2 separate regions of the Mus musculus genome follow, and region 2 is linked to region 1. Evidence: chromatin loops called from intact Hi-C (ENCODE). Cell type or tissue: heart. All regions are shown on one strand. Each heading gives the region's core, and the rest is flanking DNA. Links, peaks and the distances in the headings are about the cores only. Region 1 holds the start of Zbtb5 (zinc finger and BTB domain containing 5). Region 2 holds the start of Tstd2 (thiosulfate sulfurtransferase (rhodanese)-like domain containing 2).

Evidence for each region. Hi-C counts contacts between places; a loop is a spot of excess contacts. Peaks named below come from ENCODE experiments on the same cell type or tissue, not always from the same donor. Only the 100,000 strongest peaks of a DNase experiment are listed, where the experiment ranks them.
Region 2: a loop joins it to region 1, with 4 times the contacts of the local background. A loop is called at or near these places in 7 of 42 quality-filtered maps.

The regions. Positions count from the first base shown.
Region 1 is chr4:45,007,717-45,022,880 of GRCm38, forward strand. It overlaps Zbtb5 (zinc finger and BTB domain containing 5), which reads right to left and starts at 4,696. Exons shown (of 2, transcript NM_173399.3): 1 at 4,508-4,696. It overlaps Polr1e (polymerase (RNA) I polypeptide E), which reads left to right and starts at 10,893. Exons shown (of 12, transcript NM_022811.3): 1 at 10,893-11,076; 2 at 11,558-11,661; 3 at 14,492-14,568. The coding sequence starts at 10,956. 1700055D18Rik (RIKEN cDNA 1700055D18 gene) reads left to right here and starts at 5,094. Exons shown (of 1, transcript NR_166789.1): 1 at 5,094-6,635. In heart, for the core only: a CTCF peak has its summit at 8,112 (motif pointing right); no DNase peak of the experiment used is centred there.
Region 2 is chr4:46,132,814-46,147,977 of GRCm38, forward strand. Tstd2 (thiosulfate sulfurtransferase (rhodanese)-like domain containing 2) reads right to left here and starts at 5,662. Exons shown (of 10, transcript NM_173033.3): 1 at 5,567-5,662; 2 at 2,574-2,781. The coding sequence starts at 2,738. Ncbp1 (nuclear cap binding protein subunit 1) reads left to right here and starts at 5,698. Exons shown (of 23, transcript NM_001033201.3): 1 at 5,698-6,073; 2 at 11,972-12,060; 3 at 12,561-12,661; 4 at 14,566-14,722. The coding sequence starts at 6,040. In heart, for the core only: no CTCF peak of the experiment used is centred there; a DNase peak (open chromatin) is centred at 5,658; H3K4me3 peaks cover 2,425 bases; H3K27ac peaks cover 1,774 bases.

The DNA.
Region 1 (15,164 bases), core at 6,778-9,277:
CCACTCCACTATGGCTGCTGTTCTTGGTGATCATCCCATGGTACTGACATCTCCAATACACTGGGGTGTTCTACTTCAACTAGGCTTCACCAATAGCCTCTCATAGGCTCTCTTCATGGTGCCAAGCCTCAAATCCTTTGCATGACCCCTTCGGTCCTGGGCCACCAACTACAGCTGAGGCTATACCTTCTCCAATGGCCTTCCATGACCTTTCACAATGCCAAGCTTCAGCTGTTCTTCATGATACCTTTATGCCTTCAAAACCAGTACCACCTGGGTGATTCTTACACATTACCAAGTCCAGCTGTAGCACGAGGTACAACCTTGGCTATCTCTGGAACACAGCTTCTCTGTGCTCCCAGAAAACACTTCCCAGAAGAGTTCACCTCAGTGATGCTGGTCTCTTCTCAATCACTGCTAATTTCTTAGCTCCAGCTAACCAGCATCAAATTGTCCCAATAGTTCCTTCCATTTTTAACTGTAGAGCCAGAGCCACATGGCAGAAGCTGCTGAGTTCTGCTGCTTGCACGAGTTAGAACACTTGTACTATTACATTGTCACTGGCTTTATGTTTTCCAAACCATTCACTGCCTAAGCTTGGCTATCCTGGATCTTGCTCTATAGATTGACCTTGAATGCAGAGATCAGCATGCCTGTCTCCTGGGATTAAAGGTGTGTACCACCATGCCTGGATCTTAATTTAGCTAGATAGAATCTTGCCCCAAGGTCCCACTCCCTTAATCTGTTATCTCCTAGAACACAGGATTTTGCTTCATTTCACTTCCTGGTATGTATGCCTTTAATACTCGAACCATATAATTTATATTTTTCCTTTCTAAGCTTGCTATGCTTGTTCAAACTTCTCTTCATAAGACTTAACCAGAGAACAAAGTCTTTGCTGGGCTTTTTTGAAACTTCCTTTGTCAATGCAATTAATCTGAGTCTCTTCACCTTAGCCTCAGGCACTTTTCAGACAAGGGCAAAAAGTAGCCACATTCTTCACCAAAATACCACAAAAACTGTCTTTATGACCACATTCTGAAATTCTTCTCCTTTGAAATCTCTTGGGCCAGGTCAACACAGTTCAAATTACTCCCAGCAACAAAGTCTTCCATATTCCTACTAGGATGACCCATTAAGCCCCATTTAAAGCAGTCCACTGTGTTCCAAATCCAAAGTCCCAAAATCCACATTCTTTCAAATAAAAGCATGGTCAGCCCTATCACAGCAATACCCCACTCCTGTTACCAACTTCTGTCTTAGGGTTTTACTGCTGTGAACAGACACCATGACCAAGGCAAGTCTTATAAAAAACAACATTTAATTGGGGCTGGCTTACAGGTTCAGAGGTTCAGTCCATTATCATCAAGGTGGGAGCATGGCAGTATCCAGGCAGGCATGGCGCAGGAGGAGCTGAGAGTTCTATGTCTTCATTCAAAAGCTGCTAGTGGAAGACTGACTTCCAGGCAACTAGGATGAGAGTCTTAAGCCCACACCCACAGTGACACACCTACTCCAACCAGGCCACACCTCCAGATGGTGCCACTCCCTGGTCCGAAAATATACAAACCATCATAAATATAAACAAATTACTTTTTTTGTTTTGGTTTTTTTGAGACAGGGTTTCTCTGTATAGCCCTGGCTGTCCTGGAGCTCACTCTGTAGACCAGGCTGGCCTCGAACTCAGAAATCTGCCTGCCTCTGCCTCCTGAGTGCTGGGATTAAAGGCGTGTGCCACCACGCCCAGCTAACAAATTACTTTTTAAACTTAAGTTTTAGAATTGAACTACTAGAACCATAACGTATTCAAGTATGATAGGAGATCAAAAGGAAAGTTATCTACAGATAAAATAAACTGGAATACTAAGATCCTATCATCTTTTCTATGTTACAATCAAGTCAGTACTCCAACATAATTCCTAGTCTGTTTGGGCCAGTAACAAAAGCTTTTGAAAACATTTCCTTCAGTTGTTGAGATCTTTTGGTGCCACTTCTAGGACTTTGGCATTTTTCACTGGGATCCGACCAGGAAGTAGGCTCAGATAAGAATATCAGAAACAGTGACCATGGGGCTTTGCTGACTGCTTTGCTTGATTACCACCTTGCGTGATCTCTTTGCTTACTACTTCGCTTTATTCCTTTGTCTTTGATCTAAGAACTGACCATGTGTCTGGATGAGCCTAGAATGATATAAAAGCAGGCTGGGAAAAAGATAAAGCCGCTTCAGCCTCGCCGACTGACTGAGCTGGCTTGGTCGTTCAGCTGCCTGCAAGTCTGTCTATGCACCATGTGCATGGGGAGGCCAGAAGAGGTGTGAGATCCCTTGGGACTGGAGTTACAAATGTGAGCTACCATGTGGGTGCTGGCATCAAAAGAAGACCAGGTACTGCCCTTAACCACTGAGCCATCTCTCCAGTTGCCATAATAAAAACTTTTTAGCCACAAGAACGATACCTAAAACCCCAAGGCATGCCCAGGAAACAGTAAGGAGCAGGAATTCTAAGCGTCTGGTCTTTAAGCATAGGAAGTCACCTTAGACAGACAGTGTGGTGCTGCTCGCACCCCATCCCACCTGCCACACCGAGGGAGTCAGCAGATAGCATCCCTGTTAATAAAGGGCAGGTGCAGTCAGCACACATGCTCACAACTAACACAAGGAAAACGCATTTACAGCTAATTTACATTCTGAGAAATCAGCTGAGTTGCAAGTTAACATGGAAGCTGTATTTTGGGTTCTTTTTTTCCCCCTTTCTTAGGAAAACTGGAGGCTGACTCAGGAGTCTATCAGCACGGAGGCACCGTCTGCCGCTCACTCAGCACAGGATTTTTAATAGGATGGAACTAATGTTAAGAACTTTAAATACTAAAAAGTGCATTTTGCTGTCCAAATAATTTTTTAAAAAATTCTAATTAAATTTAATTCTAATTGGATAGTCTAGAGTAGTCTCTTCTGAACACACTGACCCTTAAAATTAGGGAAACACCCCTTCTTTAAAATGCTTTTCCCCAAAATCTCATTACTCATCAATTCAGCAGAATTCTGCTGGAAACACATCTAGAATAAAAAACGGCCAGCACCCCAGCAGACAAAAAAAAAGTTTTGTTTTCACCCAACTTTTAGGGAAGGGGGAAAAAAAAGCAAATCTTCCGAAAACAGACTTCTCACAAAGTCCTACTTCCATTTACTTAGCAAAACCCCAGTGCCCAGAATGAGCCCTCGATCTATTGACCTTACCTGGCGGGTCACCAAGGCTGCAGCAGAGGCCAGCTCTGTCTCTCCTCTTCCCAAGCTCGCTGAGATTTCCAGAAGGGTTAAAGTGGCCTTCCTTTAGCTTGCAAGCTTTTCTCTTAACACTCTCTTTTGCCCATCTCCTTTCCCCTACCCAGTAAGCCTTTAGCTTACTGCCAACCACGAGACTTTTCAGAAAATGAAAGCAAAAATCTCTAGCAAACTAACGAAGTGCCCGGTCCACTTTTTAAAACCATATAAAGTACACATGTCATACAAAGACAAATCACGAACGAGTAAGGCACAGTATTCCCTTCAATCTCTAAAAACCTAAATGTATGTAAATTCAACTCAGCAGTACAAGAACATATTTTGGAAATGTTTTTCTTTCAGTCCTTGAAAATTGCGAATTTTATTAATTTTAATTACCTAGACTCAGATCACGCTACTAAGGTAATCAAGAGTCTTTGACCCAAAAATTTTCCTCCAAAAATAAAAATAACCAAAATGTGGTTCCTACAGTGTTCGCCACGATGCTCGGACGCAGACTGACCATAGTAAGTGGCACTTTAGAAAAACAAAACAAAGCAGAAACCCTTAAACCGCTCCCTTATTTCTACTGTTGTTTATGTGCTAAGCAGTCGGTCCTCCAGGGGAAGATGGGACCGCTGTCTCTTACCACCGCACCCCACAGCTCCTCGCACGAAGCCTGGAAGAAGTGGCCATTCAATAAATGCCTACTAAACACTTTTGTCTAACAAGTTGGGGCATTCCCAAACGCTGACTCCACCCCTGTCGTCGGCCGCTGGCTCCCGAATCCAGACAGCTTATGGCCTTGCTCTGATGAAACGAAACCTCATCGCTCAGGAGGACCCAGGGCAGGATCAAGAGAGCCACTCGCCTCCATCCCGCAGGGCAGCCGCTCCTCGGCTCATCCCGCTAGGATGCAGATCCCGAGCGCGGGTTCCCACAGCATCCCGAGAGGCTCCATGTCCAGCAGCAGATCTGCAGGGCACTAGTCCCTGCCCACCCCGCACCGACAGCCGGGCGTCGGGACACAGGGGACGCCTGCGCACAAGAACTGAGCTACCACCCTCCTGGCCCCACCGAGGCGAAGGGTAACAATACCCCTCAGCAGTAAGACAGGGTGGACAGGCGGCCCCGGAACGGCTGCGCGCTCCCCGATGCCTCGGCGCGCTCCCGGTGCACAACCGCCTGCACGTGAGCGCGCCCCGCGCGCGCGCGCCCAGGCCACTCTAGCTGATAGGGTCGCCTCACCTGAGCCGGGCTCCGCCCCCCTTCTCCTCGCAGGAGGAGGCGGTGGCCCTCCTCCGCTCGGACCGACCCTGAGGAAGGAGGCGGGAAGGTCCAGACTGGCTTCCCCGGCTGTGACTTCCGCCCGCCCCGCCCCTCGCTCCCGGCTCCTTCAGCCCGTTCGCGCGGTTCTTTGAGGACCCGGCGGAGGCCTACAGTAAACGGATGTGAGGTACCCATGTCACCGCCTCCACAGGCCTCCAATGGCCAATCATCAGGAGGGCGGGGCCACAGTAGGAGTGACGTTCTGAAAATCTGACCAATCCGCCATCCCAGGACCCCGGCTGTGTTTACTACCACAGCATCCGTGAGCGCTCTGACCAATCACAATTTGCCTTACAGCCCGTAAAACTGTTCTCAAAGATCTTTGAAGGCGGGACTTATCACTTAGCAACACCAGGTTTGGCCTGTAGAAAAGCTATTTTATGTCACGCCCAATCAGAACTCAGCATGAATAAGGAAAGCTAGTGTTTTCCGTCTACTTGAGCCAATCGCAATGACTACTGCCAGCCCTGAGTCCCTCCATTGGCTCGCGCTGACTGTGACCTGGAGTCTGAAGGACAGGTGACTTCCTCTCGCTGTGAGCTGGAGATTACTTCTAACTTGTAGGTTTGAGAAAAGATGTAAACGGAACCCCAAGAAGCCGAGTGAGACGAATGGCGAGCTTCACAATGAGTAGGAAATGCCGTCGGTCTAATGGTGGTTGGGTGGATCGTCGCCCGCATCGCGTCTCAGTTGCCCAGACGTCCAGCATAGCAACGGGAGGGTCGGAACTCAGTCCGACGTGTGCCCACCAAGCCATCAACTCCAGAATCAAGTTTACAGTCGCCACCACCTTAAAACTTCAGGGCTCAGCCCTCTTATCAATGCCGCAAAAGAGTCTGCTGGACCGGGTGGGAAAGAGGAAGGCCCGGCTGCCGCCTTGGCCTCTTGCGGTATACCACCGAGCAGTAAAATCAAGATTATGTGTTCTAGATAGCTTTCCTGTTACTTTGATAAAACTGAACAAAGCAGTTTGGAAGAGGAAGTGTTTACTGGGCTTATCACCATGGTTTCGGAAAGTCCTGGGAAGAATTCAAACAAACCGTAGACTAAAGCTACCTCCTGGCTTGGGCTCAGCTGTCCTTGTGCTCAGTTCACGCCTGCGTGAGAATGGACAGGCCACAAGGGATGAGCCCTACTAAGTCAATTAATAAGCAAGCAATCCCTTTTCCCAAGTGAAGGATAGTATAAAATTCTTAGTTGGTTCACAAGCTAATAGGGTTTCCTAGGGCTTCATCCATCCTTAGTTTGCACCAGTTCCCAACCCCAATAAACCCATATAAAAACCACACAATCCAGTTATAAATATAAGCTATGTACCTAGACTGGACAGCTCTAGCACTGTGCTAACTTATTCCCCAGCTGCGAGACCCTTTGCTATTTGCAGTTTCTCCTGGCCACGTGGTTCTGCTCCTCCTCTTCTTCAGTCCTCTCCCCTTCCCTTCTCCTCTCTACCTGTCCCTACTCTCCAAGACCTCCCACCTCTCCCCTCCCCTGCCCAATTACAGGCCTCAGCCTTTATTGACCAGTTAAAATGGGGAAGAGGATGCCCTCAATACCCTCCCCTTTCCCTCATCCCAGTTTCCTTTCCAGATTAACCCTTTAGCTCCTGACATTCTCTCCCTTTTCTACCATCCACTCCCACTACAAAATGTTTTTTAAGAGAGCATACAGAGCCGAATACAGTAGAATAATAATTACACAAAAATAGAACCTGGTGTGGTAGCTCACACATTTTATCCCAGTACTGGGAGGCAGAAGCAGATGGACCACTATGAGTTTGAGTTTGAGACCAGCCTGGTCTACACAATGTGTTACAGACCAAGCAGGATTATATAGTAAGACCCTGTTAAAGAAGAAAAAGTGCATATGCACAGAGATAAACCCAAGAGATGAAACAGAATGTTAGCAATGGCTCTCTTAAAGGGATGTGAGATTATGGGTTACTACAATTTTATTATCCATAGTTTCTGTGTTTTATACTAGTATACATCCAATATGTGTTATTTTGGTAATTGTTTTAATGATTTAATAAATGTCATGAAAATGAGAACACTTATATGTTTAACAAGATTTAATATAAAGCACTGATTCTTTTTTTTGTTGTTTTTGTTTTTGTTTTTTGAGACAGGGTTTCTCTGTATAGCCCTGGCTGTCCTGGAACTCACTTTGTAGACCAGGCTGGCCTCAAACTCAGAAATCTGCATGCTTCTGCCTCCCGAGTGCTGGGATCAAAGGCGTGTGCCACCACCGCCTAGCTCTTTGTTTTTATTTTAAATTTTTTTGCCATGTTTCATTTATTACTGTTATTGTTGTACGTGTGTGTATGTGCACATGTGCATGCATGCAGGTGCCTCAGCACATAGAGAAAAGCTTGCTGCAGTTGTTTCTGTCTCCGCTTTGATGTTTATAGGGGTTGAGCTCAGTTGCTAATCTTTCACAGCAAGTGCCTTTTCCCACGGAACCACCTCATTGGCCCCAATTCATCTTTTTATTAAAGAATATTGCAAGAATGTTGTGACTTAACATTAACAAAGTTAAAAGCATCAATTTAGCAAAGTCACCTTTGTTGTTCTCTGTTGTGAGTGTGGGTACACACCTATATCCTGACTATCAGCAGAAGAATGAAGGGGAGTTCTAGTTCTGAGTTAACCTGGGCTACTTGCTGAGTGTAAGGGTAGCCTTAAAATAAGAACCTATCAAAGAAAAGTTATTGTTTTGTTTACTGCTATTCCAAAGTTATCAAGAAGTATAAATATGTGGAAATGAACACAATCAGGCAAATACTAGGAAGCCAACATTCCACTGACCCATTAGAGGCCAGCCTGATCTATGGAGTGCATTGAGGCCAGCCAGGGACATATACCAAGACCCTGTCAGTAAATAACTAAATAAGAGCACATAGTGGTCTGTAGGGCGGGGAGTTGAGGATGGACTCTCTGCTCTGTGCAGCTTGCTGGCAGATTGGTACTGATGCATGTGGGACATCAGATCTAGGTATAGTGGTGTATGGCATCCCAGAGGATGAAAAAGAACTGTTTTTAAGTGTTGGTGTGTGAGAAACAACAGAGTGCTGGGAGGAGTTGTTGAAGCTGGTGAATGGAAAGCATAGGAGAAAGAAAAAGCGGAAGAAGAGGAAGAGAAGGGATTTTTGCAAGCCTCTGGCACAGGAACATGGTTAATCTCTCCATGGCCCCAAAGATCAGAGCTTCAGTTAGGGATTGAAGCTGTAGCAGATTTAGCTCCGTGCAAAGGAAACAAACAAAAATCCATCCACTCTGAAGTTAGCCTTACAAAGACTTGCTCAGGCAGCCTGCATCGACTGAGAAAGAAGAGAAAGGAAGAAGAGAGGAGAAGACAGAAGATCAAGGTGACACAGAAGAGGAGAATGGGAGAGAGATGTTGGTGCAAGAAAGGAAGCGGAGAAATAAGATGAACAATGGTTGGTTTCTGAGCTCTGGGTAATCCCTGCAAACCAGGCTCTCCCTTGCATTTCCTCCTCCATCGGCAATATCCTGAAACACCAGCAGATGGAGATATTGCCCTAGAAAACAGGAAAAGTTTCAGCCCCACCCCCAACTTAAAATTCAAATTTTCCTTTTCTTAAAAACACACTCAAAGAGAATGCAAGATGTTTCTGAATTTCCAAACTAAATTTAAGAAGCAAAGATTCTTATGGTAAAATTTACTTACTTTTGTTTGTTTGGTTTTTTGAGACAGGGTTTCTCTGTATAGCCCTGGCTGTCCTGGAACTCACTTTGTAGACCAGGCTGGCCTCGAACTCAGAAATCCGCCTGCCTTTGCCTCTGCTGGGATCAAAGGCGTGTGCCACCACGCCTGGCTAATTTTACATACTTTTAATAATTCATGCTTTTAATCCCAAAGAAGGCCACTGTAAATTTTTGACTTTAGATTGCTACTTGAAAAAGGTTCCTAACATTCTTTCTGTCCCAATTCAGTTATTATTTAATGTATACATATATGTATGTTGTCCGTGTATTTTTGACGACTGTCAGCTAATTGAGCAACGTTGGGATGCACTACAATTCTGACCCAGCTGGCCCATGGGTAACCCTTCTTTTTCCCAGACAGAATCTCTATCTTTTGCATCCTTGCCTGTGGTAATTCTGGGAATCCTCCTCACTCTCTTACCAGTAAGAAAGCAGCCAGTGCAGAGGACTTCCAGTGACTATGCCATCCTGGCAAAGAGGTGCCCCAAAAGGGAACCACTCTGGTGTAACAGAGCTTCCCAACTTTCAACTATACCCACCTCACATGCTGATTTCCAGATGATCTGATGGATTCAGAAGTGAAAGAAAAGAAAGAAACGTTCTGGCTGGGTGTGATGGTGCATTTATGTAGTCCCAGCACTTTTGGCGGGGGTGGGGGGGTGGGGTGGGGAGATCATAGTCACCCTCAGGCACAGAGTAACCCCAGGTAGTGATGTTGCCATTTCACCATTTCAAGGACCATGGTGCTTTGAATAGCAAAGCCATAGTGTCCCTGTGCTAGAGAGGGGTCGAGACGCCATCACTTGGTTTCTGGGAATTGAACTCAGGACCTCTGCTTGCTCCTCTTGCTGGCCCCGTTTGCTCCAGCCCAAAGAGTTATTTATTACTATAAGGAAGTACACTGTAGCTGTCTTTAGACACACCAGAAGAGGGCATCAGAGCTTATGTGGTTGCTGGGATTTGAACTCAGGACCTTCAGAGGAGCAGTCAGTGCTCTTACCGGTTGAGCCATCTCTCCAGCCCTCTTTGGCACCTCTTAACTTCCATACAAGTGTCCATTTTTATGTAGCCAGTGAACATATACATAGTATCTATTATGTATAAACCCTATGCTAACTTGTTGCAAGAACATTAGTATTTCTGAGGTGCGCTCCCTGACTTAGTTAGGCTCCAAGGATTGATGACCTGGTCTACTCTATTACCTACCCTTTCCTTCATTCGCTCATTTTTAAATTTTATTTTACATTGATTTATTTTGTGTGTGCATGCAGATGTATGCTACCGAGTAAGCTCTCTTCTTCCACCAGGTGGGTCCTAGGAAGACCATCAAACTTGGTAGCAAGTGCCTTTATCCACTGAGCTTTTTCCAGACCTCTCACTCAACATTTGCTGAGGTCCCCCCCCCCCCCACTTTTTTTTTTTACAGGACCTTTCAGGAGTTGGAGGTGCAGAAGTGAAAGAAATGAAATAAACTTTCTTTCTGGCTGGGTGTGATGGTGTGTGTATGTAATCTCAGCACTTGGCAAGAGGATGGGGAGTCACCCTCAGGCACAGAACAAGTGGAGTTTGAAGACAACCTGAGCCCAAAAGGAACAGAGACCTCAGTCCCTTCTTCCTCCTTTCATCCTTGACCACCAGATGAGCAGTTTTGCTTTACCATACATTCCCTCTTGGGACCCAAATAAATTAATAATTTAAAAAGTGAAATGTTTCTAATAGGCTCTACCATTCATTACTAACCTCAAATAAACTGAGTATGGAAAAGATTCTGACAGAAGGGGGGATGACTAATTAGTTAACTAAGTCCTTTTATATTCTTTTTTCCTTTCTGGAAAGAATCAATAGAAAATCACTGGGTAGAGTCAAAGAAAGTGTAACCTTCCAACCAAAGAGTTGTGACAGCTAGAAGCAAAGTATAATTTGTGTGTATGTGTGACAGTTCTCACTTGAACTTGCCTCAAATTCATGGCAGCCCTGCTCTTAAATGCTGGGATTACAAGTGTAAGGCTGCAACACGGTTTCTGACAGGCTCTTTTAGCTGAAAAGGCAGTATCAAGGCCGTTGGGGAAATTGAATACTACAAGATTACATGGTTGAATCACTGTTAGCTCTCTTATTTGGGTGGCTGCATTGAAATTACTCAGGGAGAAACCCTACATTAGTCAGTTTTTTTCTATTACCTTAACAAAATATGTGAGACAAAGCTGGTGGTCTAATCTCCGTGAATTTGAGGCCATTATGTTTCACAGAATGAGTTCCAGACCAACCAGGATTACACACATGGTGATAGCCGGCCTTAAACGACAATAACAACACAAAATGAAGACAGCTCATAAAGAGGAACGGTTTCTTTTATTTTGGTTCACAGTTCTGGAGATTTTGGTGTGACTGGTCCCACAGCTTAGAGCCTGCGGTGAGCAATACAACACAAAAGTGAAGCTGCTCTCCTGGAGGTCCGAGACGAAAGGGGAGTTACTGCATCCTCCTGCAAGGGGGAGGGTGTGATCCTCAAGGGAAAGAACCAAAGAGTGGGCGGGGACGCGATCCAGTGAGGGGCGTGGCCTTACTGCTGGTGTACCCTGGGCGGGGCCTAGAATGTCACTTCCGGTTTTTGAGTCCGCGTGTGAACCGGCGAGCTCATGGCTACTCTGGAGTCTCCTGGGATGGATGACCAGGCTGGAGACACGGAGACAGAGGCGCTACAGAGTGCAAGGTGGCTGTACTGTGGAGAGCCCGACGACAGGCAGAAAGCTGTGCTGGGTAAAGACCGCCGACCCGGAGCGGAGTTCCGCGTAATCCTTTCCGCTTCTGTCTGGGTACCACGGTAGCCCACTGCCTGCAGCCGGGACAGGTTCCCTGCCACCATCACCTTTTCCCTCCGCATTCATCTATCGTCACCACTTCGGACTCGTCTCAGGGCAGTGCCCAGGGACCTGACATCTCCACAGCTCTCTCATTTGCCCTTTTCCCCCCTCTACGGAGCAGAGTTTCCTCTCTTGCCAGTTAATGGCATTTCCTCAGTCGTTCTCTTTTGTCACAACCCCTGCCCAGAGGTCACTTCCCCTCCCCTCCTCCATCTCCCTCTTTAGAACTGGACCAGGGCTTTCTTCATACCCCCCCGCCCCCCGAAAGTCGGACTTAAGCTCCCTTGCCTTCACTACCGGCGTCCAGCCACAGTGCAGGTCTCCCCATCCATACCCTGCTGGTCCTCGCCTCTTATTCTTGGCTTACACTCTTACAGTCCAGTTCTCCAATGGGAAGCTGCAGAATCCGGGCGACATGCGCTTCACCTTGTACAACAGCACCGACTTAGTAAACCCCAGGCAGAGGAGTCACCGGATCGTGGTAAGTGCTTGCTGGTACAGATGGTCTGGGCTCTGCAGACCTCAAAAGGTTCTTGGTGTGGGCAGACATGGGAGACCTGGCCTGGGGGGGAGGAAAGGAGGAGTAGCAAATGAGACTCTGGCCCCACTGAGGAGCAAGATTTTGGGCTTTTCACTTATATGGGCTTTATCTTTCCAGACAGGGTTTCTTCCTGTAGCCCTGGCTATCCTGGAAATTACTATATAGACCTGGCTGGCTTTGAACTCAGAGAATCACCACCTGTCTCTGACTCCGTAGTGCTGGGATTAAAGGTGTGCAGCACCACCCACCCCTGGCTTCATAAGTTGTCCCCCTACATGACCTTATTGAACGTTCACCATGTCCTCATGCCGCAGGCTAAGGAAGCATCTTCATGGGATTTGCACCTCTTAGGGAGGTCACTGTTCAGAGCTCAGCTTCAACCCTATTTTATGTGTATGGGTGTTGTTCATTTTTGTCTATGTACAATGTGTGTGTAGCTAGTGGAAGCCAGAAGTGGGCATTGGATCCCCTAGAACTGGGGTTACAGATGCTTGTGAATCAAATGTGACCCCAGAGTGATGGTTTTTTTGTTTGTTTGTTTGCTTGTTTTTTCAAAGGTTTCTTTGTACAGCTCGGGTTGGCCTTGAACTTAGAGATCTACCTGTCTCTGCCTCCTGAGTGCAGGGATCTGGGATTAAAGGCCTGTGCCACCACCACCCAGCTCCACAGGATGCTTACTAGCATCTCTGGTCTCTCCCGGGTAGATGCCAGGGTTAAGACCGGTCTGCTTTCCAGAGACTCAAATTCACCAAGTAGTACAGGCATACAGTAGAGCTAGCTTGGGGTCTAAGGGAGTGTTTAGGGCCTGGGGAGGGAGCTCTGTAGGAAACAAGTCTCAGCTTGTCTGAATGCCTTCCTGAGAAGGGTGAATGGGAATGAGGGACGATTTGATAGCAGATGTTTGGTGCCCTAGTGAACGAGGGAGAAGAAAAGCTTGGCTGCGATGGGAAGCCAGCCCTCATAGGACGAGCTAACGTCAGAAAGGTCACAAGGCAGTTATGTATAGGATCAGTTAGGTACCTATAAGTGCTAGGAGACCAAGACCTCACTGTATAGTTCGTTGTGCTGCTTATTCAAGAACTGCTATTTTCATCTGTATTCCCACTGCCTTCTGCCCACTGCCCTCCCCCATATCCCCCTCCTGCTGGTCCCTTGCCTCCCTCCCAAATAAGTCGCTCTTTCATGACATACATACTGGGCTGGAGAGGTGCCTCAGCATTAAAGAGCACTTCCAGGGGACCGGGGTTCAATCCCTGAACCCACATGGAGGTAGCAACTGTCTATAATTCTAGTTCCTGAGAACACAACACCCACTCCTGGTTCCTGTGGGCACGTCATAGATAAGGCATGCATGTGTGCATAAAGGCAAAGCACTCTCAACACATCAACATTATATCTCATTACATACATACTATATCAGCCTCTCGTTTCCCTTCTTTTGCACCTCTTATGATTCCTTTCAACTCTCATGCCTTGAATGTGTGCATATTCACACACACACACACACACACACACACACACACACTCTAAATCTAGATTCTGCATAGGAGAGGAAAACCTATTTTCTTTATCTGTTTTTGTCATTGATGCGCATCTAAGCTGGTTCCATTTCCTGGCTGTTGTGAATCGTGCAGCAGTAACCATGATTGTAGAAGTACAATACAGTGTGCTAACTGAAGAGCCTTCTGGGTGTATGCCTAAGAGTGGTCCAGCTGCCTCACACAGCACTTCCACTTGTAGTTTTTGAGACCCCTCCACACTGACTTCCACTGTGGCAGCAATAGCTTGCACTCCCACCAGCAGTGAGTAACGGTTCTTTCCCCACATCTCTGCCAGCATTTGTTGTTAGTTGTTTTCTCGGTGATAGCTGTTCTGACTGGGGCGTGATGGAATCGCAAAGCATTGTTTGTTTGCTTGTTTGTGTGGTTGCTATTTCTCTGTGGAATAGCCCTGGCTCTCCAGGACTTGCTTTTTACACCAGGCGGGTCTCGAACTCACAGAGATCCACCTGTCTCTGCCTCCTGAGTGCTGGGATTAATCACTGCATGAGAATGCGCGCGCGCGTGTGTGTGTGTGTGTGTGTGTGTGTGTGTGTGTCTGTGTGTCTGTGTGTCAGTGTGCATGTGTGTAAATCAGAGGACAATTTAGGAGATTGCTTCTGCCCTTTCCCCATGTGGCTCTGGGGATCTATCTCAGGTCATCCTCTGGGCTTTACCCACGAAGCCAACTCAATAGGCATCAAAACACTTTTAATTTGCATTTCCCTGATGGTTAAGGGTGTTGAATACATACGTTTCAGGTATTATTGGTGGCTTGCGTTACTTCCATTGGGAAATGCCCATTCTGACCATCAGCCCACTTGTTGACTAGATAACTTGAGAGATTTTAGATGTTTAATTTATACAGTTCTTTGTATATCCTCATCTCTATCCCTTGGTTTGATTAACACTATTGATACATGGCAGAGATTTATCCCACTCTGTGGGCTGGCTCTTTACTTTGGGAAGTGTTTGGTTTGCTGTGCGGAAGTTTTTTAATTCCATGCAGTGTCATGTGCTGCTCCCCCCAAGAACTTTACCTACTGCTTTGAAGCTTCCTTATGGTACTTGGGGTTCCAAAGGTTTCTGGCCTTTCCCCCAGAGACACCCTAGATATGATGTAGATGTGATGGGCCCGGCTCACTTGGGCAGGTGCGTTTGAGTGCAAGGCTTCTGCACATGCGCAGTGCCCTTCGGTGCTGATTGTTTGCTGTGCCCTTCCTGTTTTTCAGGCAGCTGAAACAGATAGGCTCTCCTATGTCGGAAACAATTTTGGGACCGGTGCCCTCAAATGCAATGCTCTTTGCAGGTAATGGACAGTGGGGCAGTGGCAGAGGTAAAAGGAGGTTGTGGTGGTGACCACGCCATCACTATCTTCAGTGTCTGTTTGGGGGGTAGTTAAAGGGATACCAGGACCCTGTGTTACAAGTTCCTTACACCAGGTGTGGAAACCCTGGAGAGGAAAAGGTGACTTGCCTCTGTTAAGTTCCTAAAGGCCTCATTTATTTATGACATAATTTGTGACTGTCCTATCCTAAAAGATAGCCGTGTCTGCTAATTTAGAGTGTGTGATCAATAGATCAAAGCTTACCTCAAATTTGCCTTGGGACAAGAGACTTTGGGATCTTCAAGGCTCTGAGTCACAGCAGTGTGAAGTGAACGGCCTTGGTAGCTTTGCTCTCCACTCACGTCTGGTGTCTTCCATAAAACAGCATGTCCAGCCTGAAGAGTCCATCACAGGGCTGACACAGTGTGGGTGGGGTCTCAGGACACAACAGTGAACCGAAGGAAAGCCTTTCAGAGGAGAGAGCAGACTAACACACATTCGCTAACTCCTAACCCTGTCCATCAGCACTTAGAAAGACTCCCTACTTCATATCCGTCTCCCTAGGAGGAACTAGGGTT
Region 2 (15,164 bases), core at 4,182-6,681, 1.1 Mb after region 1:
AATATCTGGTATACAGGATATCTGATATCACAAGCCACATGTTAAGAACTGCTACTCAGTCAAACAGAAACACTCAAGAGTTCAATGTAGAGGCCTCCTCTGACATCAGTCTGTACAACTCCCACTAAATGCTATTTTTCTACTTTCTAGATATAAAATCTTAGATTTTTACTCTTCCACAGTTGTAAATATTGGCTCTGCTATTTACCTTTGAAAACAAATTAGGAAGTTATTCAGCCTGTAGGTGCCAAATGTATACTTGGAAAAAGTAAATCAAAGAGTTCATAGACGTTAAACAGCATACTTAGAATTACATCCTCATCTGATCAGAAGTCATCGTGCACTCTCGCTTCCCCACCCTGTTTCCAGCTCAGCTAAATGATCCAGTCCATTCACTGCTCCCTGATGCCATCTGAACACTCACCCCTGCCCCCCTGCTTTGCTTATGCTCAGCTTAGTGTCTGGAACACTTTTTAAAATCACCAACATCGTATCTAACTGAAAGGATGCCAGTTCTTGAAAGTACACATTTATAAGGCATTAATTGCAGTGCAAATCAGATAGGAACCTTGAGGAAACTGACAAGGCTGCTCTAAGGTAACAGCCTCTTCCTGTGCATATACCAAATCCATTTCCCTTCTTCCTGGGGTGCTGTATTTCCCAGCCTTTGCAATTAGGCTGTCCAACTGTTTTCCAGTGGCGTGACAGGTGGCAGCTCCACTTCTGGTCCATAAAAGCCTGCCATGTGAGTGCCTCCGTGCTCTCTTCCTCTTTAGTTCCAGTGGGAACTCTGGAAATGTGCTGAGTCCTGCCGAGGTAACATCAGCCTGGGTCCTTGCAGCCTGTGTGTTCATGAAAATGCCTTACTTCTCATATCCCAAGTCCAAACACCTAAGGTGCTCTATCCACTGCAGGTGTGAGGCCATTTGTTACAGTAGCCTTGACCCCACAATTAATACATTAGGAATTTCTATACGACTAATACGGAAGAACACAGAGCAAAGATATCAATACTATGTAGCTATGATAAGCAAAGGGTGGTGTACACCTTTAATCCCAGCAGAGGCAAATGGATCTCTGTGACTTCAAGACCAGCCTGGTCTATAGACCATCTGTAGCAATGAAGCCACTGAAGTGGGTGCTGGCAGTAGCTGTTTCTGTGAGCCTCCTGCACTTGAGACAAGGTAAGTGTTGTAGGATATTTGATCACACTGTGAATCCCAAGACTGTGTTATTTACTGGAAAAAAATGTTTTTACTTATGGTGTGGCACAGCCTTAAAATACACCTTTAATCTAAGAGCTTTCTGCTTGAATACTGTAAACAGGATTAAATTAAATCAACCACAGGTTAAGAAGTGGAACAACCAACCAGATTAAGAAAAAAACCATAGAGAATAAGAGGGATGGATAGAGAGACATTGGGGAAGTAAAAGGATGGGATATCAGGTTGAAGGAGGTTTTTTGGGATGGCAGGAGAGAGGGGCATTGCTTCTTGAACATCAGCTGAGGAGGAAGTGGGTGCTTTCTCTGCCTCTCTGAACTAGCAGGCTGTCACCCTAGCATCTGGCTCCTGAGTCTTCATTGGTAGAAATCAAACGATTGAGATTTTGTTAAAAAACAACAGGGACGTATGAACAGAACCTCTAGACAAAGCCAGTAAGTGAGCTACTTATAAAATTCTCCTAACTTTCTGTAAGTTTGAAATTATTGTAAAACAATACTGGTAAAGGACTTTTGTAACCTCTGAATTTAATTTTCAAGGAAATCCATATAGGCTGACTGGAAGCGGCAGCTGGGAAATTACAGAGACATTTATTCTTCACTAACATGGACCAAGAAGAGGCTCTCCAAGAGGTGAGAAAGCCATATCCAAGCTATATCCTCAGTCAGCCATTTTCCTACTGATGAGCCTCCTGTTCCCTGCTTTTAAGAAGAGTTTTAGCCAATGGTTTCAACAACAACAAACAACAACAACCACCACAACAGGGATCCATGGCTCTGAAGAGGGGCATTGTCATCACTGTTTTTATAGCACAATTACAACAGGATTCTTAGGAACCCTGTAGCATCCTGCAGCGCTCTGTCCTTTCTTCAAAGCACTGAGCTAGCTGGAGGAGACCAAACTTCCCTGGCCAGCATGGTTCATAACAACATCTCTAGATGTCAGCTGCCCTGTTACCTGTCATTCTCCTTCCACTACAGTTCTGAGTTCCTGGGACTCTTTCTACACTAGAAGAAAGATGTCCAACCTTCTCTAGGACCTAGTCTTTTTTTCTTTCTTTCTTTTTTTTTTTTTTTTTTTAATGTATGTAAGTACACTATCACTGTCTTCAGACACACCAAAAGAGGACACTGGTTGTGAGCCATCATGTGGTTGCTGGGAATTGAACTCAGGACCATCTCTCCAGCCCCTGGACCTAGTCTCTTCAAATACACGACCATAACTGTTCCAAGACTATATGATTCGAGACCAGACTACACTGTGAGGTAGAGGCAAGCTCAATAACCTGCTTTTACATGTACTTCATTAACTTTGCATGCATGATCATGAGAACACCGACAGCAATTTTACCTTTTTCTTTGCAAACGAGTATTTTTTCTTTGTGCTGCCATCTAACTCTGCTTTGAGACTGTTGCTGGGATTAACAAGATTTGATTCTTTTAAATCCAGATCAAAAACCTTTAAAACACAGGTCTCCAGGCCATCCTCTTCGTCTGGTGAAGTGGAAGAAGGCATCTGGCTTTATCAGTGGGACAGGTTCCTTGCAGACAAGTATCTTCTGAGACGTAAGCAAAAGAGAATATAGCAATCAGCTCTTTGGTTACTTCTTGAAGCAGACATGAAGCTAATGGACTCATGAAATGACCAGTAGCCTCCTACCCCAAGCTCTCCGTTCGTCCCCTCGCTCACTCCACAGTGTATTTATGTGACAACTATGCTCTACCAGGCTCTCTTCTACACACCAGGAATAGAGCAGTAAATGCAATAGGAAAAAGTCTATCCTCTTAAGTTTACAATCTACTAGGAAAGGTAAGCCGATACATTGATTTGAGTTGACTTTTCTTTTCTTTTCTTTTTTTTTTTTAAATATTTCAAAGGAAAATGAGTGGAGTAAGGAGGCAAGTGGAAGGGCTCCTCATACACAGGAAGAGCCCTTCTGAGGCAATAGCACTCATCTTCAAAGAAACATGAACTAGGAAGTAAGCCAGGGGAAAACAAAACACAGGGCAGCACATGAGAGCAGAAAAGCACTATGGACTTCCCAAATCAACCAACTCCAGTGTTTCTGTAGCTTTGTTTCTTTTGTTCTCAAATCTCAGAGCCAAAATTTCCAAATTGCTACTGTGGCCAAATCTTACCAAAATGGATACACTATAACCAATGCAGTCTTCTTTGTTACATTTGATTTACTTCTGTGGCTACTTGTGCCGAGATGCCTGCCAGTTCCATATCTGCACAGGCTCCAGGGATCAAACACACGTTGTATTGTCAGGCTTGAGTGGCAGGGGTTTGCCCACAGAGCCATCTTGCCAACCCCTATTTTTTTTTTCCAACAAAATTAAGAAAATTTTATTCTTGAATCTTTTTTACAGTCTAGTCTTTATCCACCTTCCAGTCTGCCCTCTGTTCCTCATCCCACACCTTCTCTGTCCCCTGCCCAAGAGAATGCCCCCACTCCCTGGGGCCTCAAGTTTCTTGAGGGTTAGGTGCATCTTCCCTCACTAAGGCCAGACCACACAGTCCTCTGCTATATATGTGTCTGGGGCCTCCTATCAGCTGGTGTATGCTGCCTGGGCCAACCCCTAGTTTTTAAATTAATTTTTCTGAGTCTGGGTCTTGCTATATAGTAGGGGCTGGCCTTGAGGTTCTAGTAATCCTAAATTTAAGATTCCCCTTGCCTCTACTTCTAGAATTCGGGGCCACTATACCAGGCCCAATGCTTTGCCATCCTTTGAAAGTCAGCAATCCACTTTGAACTACACTCACTTCTTATCTGATTTAGTAATGGTTAAGGTTTGGTTTCTAACCTTGGACCAAGGTGCATATTTTACATATCAAAGCAGACATGGTCTTCAGGTTCTCCCAGTATCCCATAGTCCCTATCTGGTATACCCTGTCCCAACCCTGAACCTTCCCCCAGAGGCTCCTCTCTATACAATCCAGACCTTTTGGCCTCCTTGTTGGGCCTCCTTCCCTTCTTTCTTTGCTCCTGTGTTCTTCCCTCCTCCACCCCCATCCCCATAGTGACTTCCCTGGTCTCAATCCTGGTAGCGGTCAGTGAACTCACCTGAGAGCAGATTCCCAATAAACCCATTTTTAATATATTCTCATCTGGCTCGAATTGGCTCATTTCAGGCAACTGGAGCCAGATGAGAATATATTAAAATCCTTTCTTGGAGGACTCTTCCAAAGTCTTACTCTGGATAATCTGTCCTCAATAGCAAAGGATGAGTGATAATTTGTACCACTCGCCCTTTGCTATTAAGTCCGTCAGACTACAGTACCTGTGATCATTCCTGAGAGGGTCACTTAGGGCTTCAGTATCCTGAACACCGTCTCGTTGTCCCATGTACAGACGGTGACAAATGTTAATTAATACAATATAGTACTTGCTGAATGAAATAAAGCAAGAGTTGAGGAGTCAGAGAAATAACTCTGTAGGTCCCTGACAGTTAGTCATGTAAATTTCAGAGCAGAGACCAACAGATAAAGAAAATAAGTCTTGATTCCTAAAATGTGAACAAGCTGGACTTTAGCAGAAGAACATGGTGGTTTACACACAATGACGGGAACAGAACCCAAGAAGCCATAGTTTGGAATTCGCAGTGGAAATTCCTGGAAAGATGGATTGCTTGCATGTACGAATAAATAAATGAAAAGAATAGAAAAACGATAATCTTTAAAATAAACAAAGAGAAGTAGAGCCGGAAAGATGGCAAGATGGCTCACTGGTTAAGAGTGCTTACTGCTCTAGCAGAAGACCCGGGATTCAGCACCCCCACCCCGCTCCCGCGCACTCTCCTCCTTGCTCACAGAGAGTCTGAAACTCCAGTTCCAGGATGATGTACAGACTTACAAATACATAAAATATTGCTTTAAGTCTGTGAAGAGTTTTAAGCATAGTAAATAAGTTTGACTAGACTTGCTCTCAGAGTATAGCAGGCAGTGTTAGTGGATAAACTGTAACACAGGAAGTGAAGGAGCTAATGACTCCTCCCTAAATTCTTGGATTTAAGCAAACTACCGAAACGGCCATTTACTGTAACAGGTAAGACTGAAGGAAAAGTTTGGGCTAGACCATGGACAAGACAGTTTGGTGTCCATCACAGGGCAGAGGACGTCCACATACTGTACACGTGCAGAGGAATAGAACAATTGGAACCACACCGATCAGTAGCTGGGGCGTCCGTCAGCTGGGAGAAGTAGGCAGTAGGACTACAGTGAGCAGATTCAGCCGGACGGGCCTGGATTCCCTACCGCTGAAAGTGGCTTGCCCTCCTCCCCGCTCAGGTCTCCCGAGGCGTCTACAGCGGGATGGCGAGAGAGAAAGAGAGAACACCTACCCGCAAACCCTAGGCCTTTCCTGGGTCTCCCTTCACCAACTTGGCGCTGCTCCCCGCCCTCGAGCCCACGCCCCCCGGCGCGCGCGTGCGCAGAGAGTCCCTGAGCCGTCACCTTTCTCCGGAAGTCTCCTAAGTCGTCGGCGCAGGGGCCGCCGGGAAAATCCCGCCGGGCCTGTATAAAGCCGAGGCGGGATCGCTGCGGCCCGGATAATTTAGCTCGCTGTCCAGAAGGGCCCGGGGTGGAAAGCCGGAGGAGGCGGCCGCAATTGGACTTGCAGACGCCGGCCTTCCACTGCGGAGCCCATCCGGTGCCCCTCTGCACGCGCTTCCGGCAGGCGTCGTAAGCGAGTGCGCCTGCGCGCCGCTCAGTCCGCGCGCCTCGCCGCTGACCGCGCACCGGCCGGCCGGCAGCCCGACGGTTCTGGGGTTGCAGGCGGCTAGCAACTCAGATCGGCTGCGCACCAGCAAGCAGCATGTCGCGGAGGCGGCACAGCTACGAGAACGATGGTAAGTGCTCTCGGCCTGGCCACTGCGTCCGGGTGAGAACCGAGGCCGGGCTCGCCTTCAGTCTCCCGGGAACGGATAGGAATCCTTTCTCCCCGGGAGGGCTCGGGGAGCCCCAAAGGGAGGCTGCTGGCTCGGTTGTGGATAGTGGCTTCGGGAAAGCGACGGCCTCCCTGCTACCCCATCTCCTTCAGTCATGGGAAAGGAAGGCCTGGTGAATCCCGTGAGCAAATCCGACCTGGGGTCCCGCGACACTGAGGACTTAATCCCTCACTACTGATCATGGAAACCGCACGTGTGTCTGTCTGCTGCTGCCTCTTAGGATCACTTAGTGGAGGAGATATATCTAGTGGACCAGTGTTTTCCTTTTAGCCCTCCAGGGTGTACTTGGAAAGGACCCTGGGAAGACAGGAAAAGAACAAAGCTATGACAGAGGTCGGATGTATTGCAATCTGAGCCCTTCTCCTCCACCTGCCACCCGCTGATTCCCCTCTTTTAGGCTTCAAAAAAAGAATACCAACACCCCAGAGGTCACTAATAAACAGGCACGGGGTGTTTTGTTGGATTGGCTTTAAGCATATTTCCCTTATAAGAAAGTGCAGGAAAACCCGAGCAGATTATTAATTCTCATGTCAGTTTTGATGGTCGCCGGCAAGGACGTCGTTGTGTTGCCATAAATTTTGTTTTGTTGCACCATTATTGCCTTTCAAGAACACACTTGGAGCTGTTAGTGTTAGGTCCAAAGGGTTAAGGCAAGAAAAAACTTTAGAACCGAAGGGTTTAGGTTCGAAGCTCGACATCTCGATTATTTACTATGTGATCTTGTCAGGGTCATATGACTTCTTAAACCTAAGCGTGGACTGTGGATAATACTAAGCCATTTGGTTTCTACGGGGGGCTAAATGAGATATTGTGCTCACCAGTAGTTCATGATGATGTTTATTTTGTCAACTGCTAATGTCTCAGAGGTGATACACACAGATAAATGCTGACATCGTTGAGAAAAAAAGCCCTCCCTCCCCCAAGTTTAATTGGGTTAGCTTCCTCCCTTGGAATGTTAAGACAACCAAGCGAATCCCATATAGTGGAGCCCCAGGTTTCTGCCAGTAGTACCTGAGAGAATGTCCTAATACATCAGGAGTGCCGACTTGCTAAACAGTTTCCTAGCTTCTGTGCTTGCAGTGGAGTAGGAGGCAGTAGAACAGTGGAGGCTCCCTCCCCTGGGTTAAGACAAACCCCACAGCGGTATAGTGCAATTCGTTATAAGGTCACGGGGTTGTGGAGAATAATGTGAGGTAAAGGGTGTAGAGACCAAAGTGAGAGAGAAGCTGGTTAGGTAAGGCCTCCTTGCAGATGGCCTATGGCTTCAGTGATGTGAGGATGAGCCGTGTGGATGCTTGGAGGAAGCAGAGGTCCAAAGGAAACCGTGAGTTAAGGTTAGAACATTTCTGTCGTGTTAGAGAACAGACAGCAAGGAGGTCATTGTTGGTAGAAGAGAGAAAGTGAGGGTAGAAGTTGTGAGACCGGGGAGTTTAGATGAGCCTCTTACCTCACTGGGCCACTTGAACATTTCTGTTAGGACTATATGATTGGGGATTCACAGAGATACTACAAGGTTGCTAATCAATAAAGTTCCCGTAGTTTATTTAGAGTCACAGAAAGGGCTATGGTAAATGGAAAGTATCAAATCTAACTCAGTCTTAGACTCTTTTGTTTGTTTGTTTTTGAGACAGGGTCTTTATGTGGCTGTCTATGTATGTAGTCCTGGCTGTCTAGAACTATGCAATTCAGGCTGGAACGCCTGTTCCTATGTCCTGGCTAGATAGATCCCACTGACTGCCCTGCCTTACCCCAAGGGGAATACCATACTTGGCAGGCTTAGATTCCTTAACAGTATCTCTGAACTTCTTCAGTAATGTTGGATATACATTTTATCAGTGTGAAGTATATTGTCTTATTGTTAAGAAGGAATTTAGGCCCGGCGTGGTGGCGCACGCCTTTAATCCCAGCACTTGGGAGGCAGAGGCAGGCGGATTTCTGAATTTGAGGCCAGCCTGGTCTACAAAATGAGTTCCAGGACAGCCAGGACTACACAGAGAAGCCCTGTCTCGAAAACCCAAAAAAAAAAAAAAAAAAAAGAAGGAATTTAGATTGAATCTTAGTCAAAAGTCCAGATAGCCTATTCTACTTCCACTTAGGTCTTTATATTTTATTGTGGCTGATGTTTTTACACTTAACTGTATGAAAAGTTTGTTATACATAGGGACAATATACTTTGTTTCAGAAGTGATATTCTTCTACCATTTTAAATTCTAGTTTTAAGTTTGTAGAGTCAAAGTTACTTTTTTCTTTTATGGTGGTGTTTTTTGTCTACTTTGTTGATCTGAATTACAGTCTGATTCTAACAAGGGCATAGGAAACAGTACAATGTATCTTTGTAACATTCGGTTCCTATTGCAGGGAGAAAAGATCTGGTGTCTTGTTTGTTTGTTTGTTCTGTTCTGTTCTGTTCTGTTCTATTGTCTGTTTTCCACCCACCCACCACCTCTGGTTTCTCTGTGTAGCCCTGGCTGTGTAGACCAGGCTGGCTTCAAACTCAAAAGATTTGCCTGCCTCTGCTGGCATTAAAGGCCTGCACCACCATGCCTGGTGTCTTAAGAGCCTTTAGAGTGGTTATTAACATAAAGGCCACTTACTCTGCACTACCAGTGTTTGTAGCAATATGTAACTTTTACATATATTATAAAACTTACATAGCAAGTAAGCCTTTTCTGGATTATGGTGTCAACATAAACCTGTCTCTCTTTTATTGTTCAGGGTATGAAAACATACAGCTAGTTCTCCAAGAGGTGTCTAAAATATCCAACAAAGTGCTTTTCAGCCTTCCTGGTGCTGTGACCCTTTAATAACTCATGGTGTGGTGACCCTAATCATAAAATTATCTCATTGCCACTTCATAACTGTAATCTTGCTGTTGTTGTGAATCATAATGTAAATATCTGATATGCAGGCCATCTGGGGGTCATTTGACTCCCAAAGGGGTTGCAACCCATAGGTTGAGGACTCCATCTATAAAGATATCTTTTTCTTACTCCAGCTGATTTTTTTTTTTTTTTTTTTGGAAAAAGGTCTAAAAAACAAACAACAATAAAAACCCCCTATACGTGATGAATTTAGGCCAGTTGACCAAGGAGCTCCAGGGATCTGCCTGTTTCCATGTTCTCTAGGTTACAGGCAGGTGTTACTAAGGCAGATTCTCATGGTTGTTCAGGAAGGACTTTAGTGAGCCACCCCCACTCCCTAAAGTGTATGGATTTTGTCTGTGTCTATGCACATGGTGTGTGTGGGCCAGGCAGAGGCATTGGGTGTCTTTCTGTCACTCTCTGCCATATTAGACTGAACATATTAACCAGCAAGCCCCAACAGTCCTCATGTCTTACCTCCCATAGTAATGGGGTTGGGGGTACCTTGTATGGTTGTCCTGGCTTTCTTTTTTTTTAAGACAGGGTGTCCTAGTTAAGGTTATTATTGCTGTGATAAAATGCCATGACCAAAGCAACTTGGGGAGAAAAGAGTTTATTTCAGCTTCAACTTCTAGGTCCGTCATTGAGGGAAGTTAGGGCAGGAGCCTGGAGGCAGGAACTGATGCAGAGGCCATGGAAGAGTACTGCTTACTGGCTTGCTCCCTGAGTTGCCCAACTTGCTTTCTTTCTAGAACCCAGGAGCGCTCACCCAAGGATGGCACCACCCACAATGGGCTGGGCCCTCTCCCATCAATCATGAATTTACAGGCTTGCCTACATACAGCCCTATCTTACTTAGGCTCAATCGGTGTTCCCTTCTTTCAAATGACTAACATGTCAAGTTGACATAAGATTAGCCAGTCCAGCGTCTTATTATTTTGCCCTGGCTGTCCTGGAACTCTATATGTGATCTAACTCACAGTGACTCATCTTCCTGTGTGTCCCTGGTACCAAGCAGTGTTAGCTTTTTGGTGTGGGTGCTAGGGATTGAACCTAGGTCTTCATGCTTGGGCAGCAAGTATTCTTAATGAAGATGCTGTAGTCTGCCTCTGCCCTCACCCAGGCTCTGCTCAGTTCAGGGTCTGGGACTGTCCGGGTGTTCCGATTGTAATCGGTAGCACTGATATGTATACTTCATCTTCTCTCAAGTACCAAGTACTTTCTGCAACTATATTTCTCTAAGTAAACCTTTGCTGGATGGCCACAGTGACACGGAGGTTTACAGTTCAGAGATGTGACTGTGTGTCTGCATTTTGTCATGTTCTTTAGACAGCCTGCTTGTCTCCCTGAAACAGTGTTTTCCATGTGTCAGGCTTACAAGAGAACCTGGAGGGATTGATCGTTTTGAAGACAGGGACGGTTGTAAACTGGGACAGGTTAACCATATAATTTGGAGATGGGATGAAGGGTTAGTATAGTAGATGAACCAGAAGGAAGGGAAGAATTTGGTAAAATTTGGAAAAACTACTGCTCTCATTGCCAAATGAGGATTTTCACTCCGTCGTCTCTGACCTTCACCTAAATCTGGTTCTGAATAATAATAATGAACATGGTTGATGCATTATGCATTCTGGAGCAGTTTCTCAGCATCAGTACTGTTGATGTTTAGGGTCATATTTTAAATAAAGAGTTTCCGAAGGGTTCAACTTGTTTTTGCATCCCTATTTCACCGGTTTACATGGGAGTTCAGTTACATCATCAGATTAGCAAGTGCCTTTGATACCCTCAGGTTTAGGAAGCAGCAACTGAGGCTCAGTGACAGGCTGCAGGTGCAGTAGTGGCAGCATTCAGATCACGGCCGTTTCGTATGTTGGTGCCATTGCAGTGTGTTCACAGAAATGGTCATAGCTCCCTGGACACTGTTTAAACAAAATTTAACTGAGATCTTTTTCCCAGCATTGTTGTTTATAGTGATCTTAATGATAGAGACAGGGGTGAGGAGTTGGGAAGGTGGCTTAGCAGTTAAGAGCACTGGCTGGGGGCTGGTAAGATGGCTGTTCTTCCGAAGGTCGTGAGTTCAAATCCCAGCAACCACATGGTGGCTCACAACCATCCATAGTGAGATCTGACTCCTTCTTCTGGAGTGTCTGAAGACAACTACAGTGTACTTACATATAATAAATAAATAAATCTTAAAAATAAAATAAAAAAAAAAGCACTAGCTGTTCTCTAGAACCCAGGTTTAATTCCCAGCTCTCAGACTGTGTCTCACAGATGTCCATAACTTTAGTTACAGGGCATCTGGTGTCCTCTTCTGGCCTCCATGTGCTCCAGGCATACAAGTGGTAAACAGTCATACATGTAGACAAAACATCCATACACATAAATAAAAAATTGTATATATGTTTGTGTTTTTACATATATAGAGGCAGGGAGAGAGACTGGGTCTGGAGAGATGGCTCAACAGTTAAAAGCATTTGAAAACTGGAATTGGGCCTCAGCATGTTCAGAAGCTGGGTATGCAGTACATGCCTGTAACCCCAGCTACAAGGCAGGGTGGAGACAGGAATTATCACTAGGACTTGGTGGCTTCCAACCTAGCTAAGAAGAGTTAAGCCCCAGGTTCAGGGAGAGACCTTGCCTTGAAGGAATAGTGTGGTGGAAGAGGATACTCAGCGCCCCCTGCTGGCTTTAGTGTGAGTGAACAGGCACAGGGACCCGCACACACGTGTGCATTCACTCACATGTGCACAAACAGATCTTTAAAGGATGTGAGATAGAAGTTCTCCAGGTACCTAGCTTAGTTAAAACAGGATTGGTTAAGAACTACTCTAAAAAATACAACCTAATAAAAAAGATTAAAGGCTAAAAAGGTGACAAAAATGTAGATAGTAGATTCATCATATAATGTTGCTTTTTTTTTAATGTTGTAAAATAGGTGGACAACCTCACAAAAGGAGGAAGACGTCTGATGCAAATGAAACTGAAGATCATTTGGAATCTTTAATATGCAAAGTAGGGGAAAAGGTACGCACCAAGCCCAGGGGTTAGGGTTGTAATTGTCACTTTGATTAATTTCTGAAGTTGTCCTGGGTAATGTAGGTTTTAGACAAAGCTTGTTATTACTGTACATCTGTATCTTAAAGTGAAAGTGTTTTGGAACTCCTGGGATTCCTTCCAATCATTAAGTTTTTTCAGTAAGTAATTTTCATTAGCTAAGTCTTAAACAGACCTGGGGAATAGTCTTTCCTCCAGCTGACCTGAAGCAGACTGACACCTTTAGTGAGAGACAGAGTGCAGCCCACGCTGTCTTCCAGCTTGGAAGATTTCGTTGACTTTTTGTAGAACAGTAACTAATGGGATTGATTGATGCAGAGGGAATTGTCCACGAAATTGTCATCGGTTCTTGTTTCTTCCCTGAGGAATTACAGTGCCTTATGGGAGACCTTACTGTCTTTATGGTCACCCAAGAGTTTTAATTCACTGATTGCTTGAGCGCTAACCGATGATGATGATGTCTTCTGCAGAGTGCCTGTTCTTTAGAGAGCAATCTCGAAGGCCTGGCTGGTGTTTTAGAAGCTGATCTTCCTAACTACAAGAGCAAGATCTTAAGGCTCCTTTGTACAGTGTATGTATGTAAACGATTTGTGGATCCAGGTGATGATGTATTATCTACTCTTGTGTGCTTGGGGAATGTTCGGTGGACTTCCTCATGTTAATTAGTCCTGAAACTCGTGCTCAGGAATGTTCATCTTTGCCCTTTGTTGAACTTAGTTTTTAAAGGGATAAATAGGACTAAAATGAAGTGTTTTCCTTATGTTTTGTTTCTTAGAATTTTAAAATAATTGAAGTTAATTTTTTAACTCAGAAAATAGATGAGAAAGTGGATATCTTATTTAGAGATCCTTTTTCCCCCACCAAGGAGTGCATCACATTTAGATGTTTAAAGTAGAGTTTAGCTCGTGTGTGTGTGTGGGTGTGGGTGTGGGTGTGGGTGTGTATGGATGTGGGTGGGTGGGTGTGTATGGATGTGTGTGTGTGGGGGTGTGTATGGATGTGTGTGTGTGGGGGTGTGTATGGATGTGTGTGTGTGGGTGTGTGGGTGTGGGTGTGTATGGATGTGTGTGTGTGTGTGTGTGTGTGTGTGTGTGTGGGTGGCCTCTCTTGAGGGCTGACGATGCTCTAGAAGCTTTTAATGACATAATTGTCCTTGATGCTGTAGTTACCATTTCAGGAATTTTAAAATAATGGCTAATTTTAAAGCTTTATTTTTTGTATATGGGCATTTTACTCCTCTGCCTGTAGAAGTCAGAAGAGGGCATTGGATGCCCTGAAACTGGAGTTATGGGCAGTTATGAGCCACCATGTGGGTGATGGGAACCCAACTTGAGTCCTCAGCAAGAACAGGTGCTCTTAACAGTCGGGCTCTCTAGACCCATAGATAAATTCTGTCTGCATAGAATCCAGTCAGTTCAGAGAAATGTATATCTAGACTAAGAAACTGTGAAAACAGTCATTTATACTTATCCATACGATACCCTCTGTTTTGATAGTATTACAGAATTGTTACGCTGGGTGAAGTTGTTAGAAGCCATGCTTACTTGTGTACGGCTGAGCTTGGTATTGATTGGCAGTGCCCTTTAAAATCTTTGTACTTGGAGAAAGCTTTAGGGACCATGGTGTACTTTCAGTACAAGCAGTTTTTGAGCTCCTGCATCCTTCCCTGTGCCCAGCAAGATACCTTAGAAAACAATGTGAGAGGATTCTCCGCAGATTTATCATTAGGACTGACTTGCTTTCCCTTTGTGCTGTGACTCAAGGCTTCATTTAGTGTGTGTGTACACGCGCGTGTGCGTGCGTGTGTGTGTGTGTGCGTGTGTGTGTGTGTGCATGTGTGGGTACACTGTGCTGCAGCATGTGTGGAGGTCAGAGAAAGACTTGGAAGAATCCGTTCTCTCAAACTCAGGTTGGCCAGGAAGAGTTGTAACCCTCTCAGCCATCAGCCATCTACCCGTCCTCCGCATGTTCTCAACTTGATTAGCAGGCCCTGCTTTAAGCATTTCTTATACGAACTTAATTTAAACTCATTTTAGTTCTTTATTTTGTATAAGCAATCCAATAATGTTTCTCCAAGAGGAAGTCTAGTCCCATGGTGTTTGGCCAGCTAAGTGTAGAAGCTCTGAATGCTCTGTTCCCTACTGATTCTGCATTAAAGAATCTCATCTCATGGAACACTTCAGAGATTACCATAGAAACCATCTGCTGTGGGGTTGTTACTCACTTCCACTCCACACACTTGAAGGAAAACTGCTCTAGCATGAATTGCAGTAATTTTGGTGTGATAACTTCACAAGTAACTGTGTGTTAACTCTTGCATTAACTATAATGAAAAACAGTGGCATCTGTATCTGCACACTGCCCAGTGATGCTGTGTCTTTTCAGAAGTCATTTTCAAAGCATAGTTTAAAAAATTTTGTTCCAGAGTTATTTAACCTTTGTTTTGGGGTTGTTTTGTACGGGTTCTCAAATCAGTGCACGTCTGTTACCTGAGAAGCTAACAATTTACACAACATTAGTTGGACTGCTGAATGCCAGGAATTACAACTTTGGAGGAGAATTTGTAGAAGCTATGATTCGTCAACTTAAAGAATCACTAAAAGCAAATAACTATAATGAAGCTGTATATTTGGTAAGTTTAATATGTATGTATGAATGTGTGTATAATATATATAAATTATATGTGTATAATTTATAATATATTATAAATTAGTATTGAAATGAAGGAAAAAACTACTGCAAGTCCTGAAATTCCTGCTATTTACACCCCTCTCCTGTAAGCTCATTCCGGGCTACTGTCTACTGGGTAAGCCATCCAGAGATCTGAAATTAATTTTCAGCTTTTCTTTGCTTCCTTTTTTCTGTCTCTATTTTCTCTAAATCCTATCTCCTAAATCCTCTTTGTTCCCATGGCTTCTAGCACAGTTTGTAACTCTTTTTGTGTTCTTAGCTGCCTCTGTACTTGCCGGTTTGCATCTACTCTGCCTTTGAGTCTGTCTTCAATAATAGCAGCAGTATAGCCTTTGTATGACTAGGCTCAGCTCATGTTGGCTACTGGTTAAAAGCTTCATTTC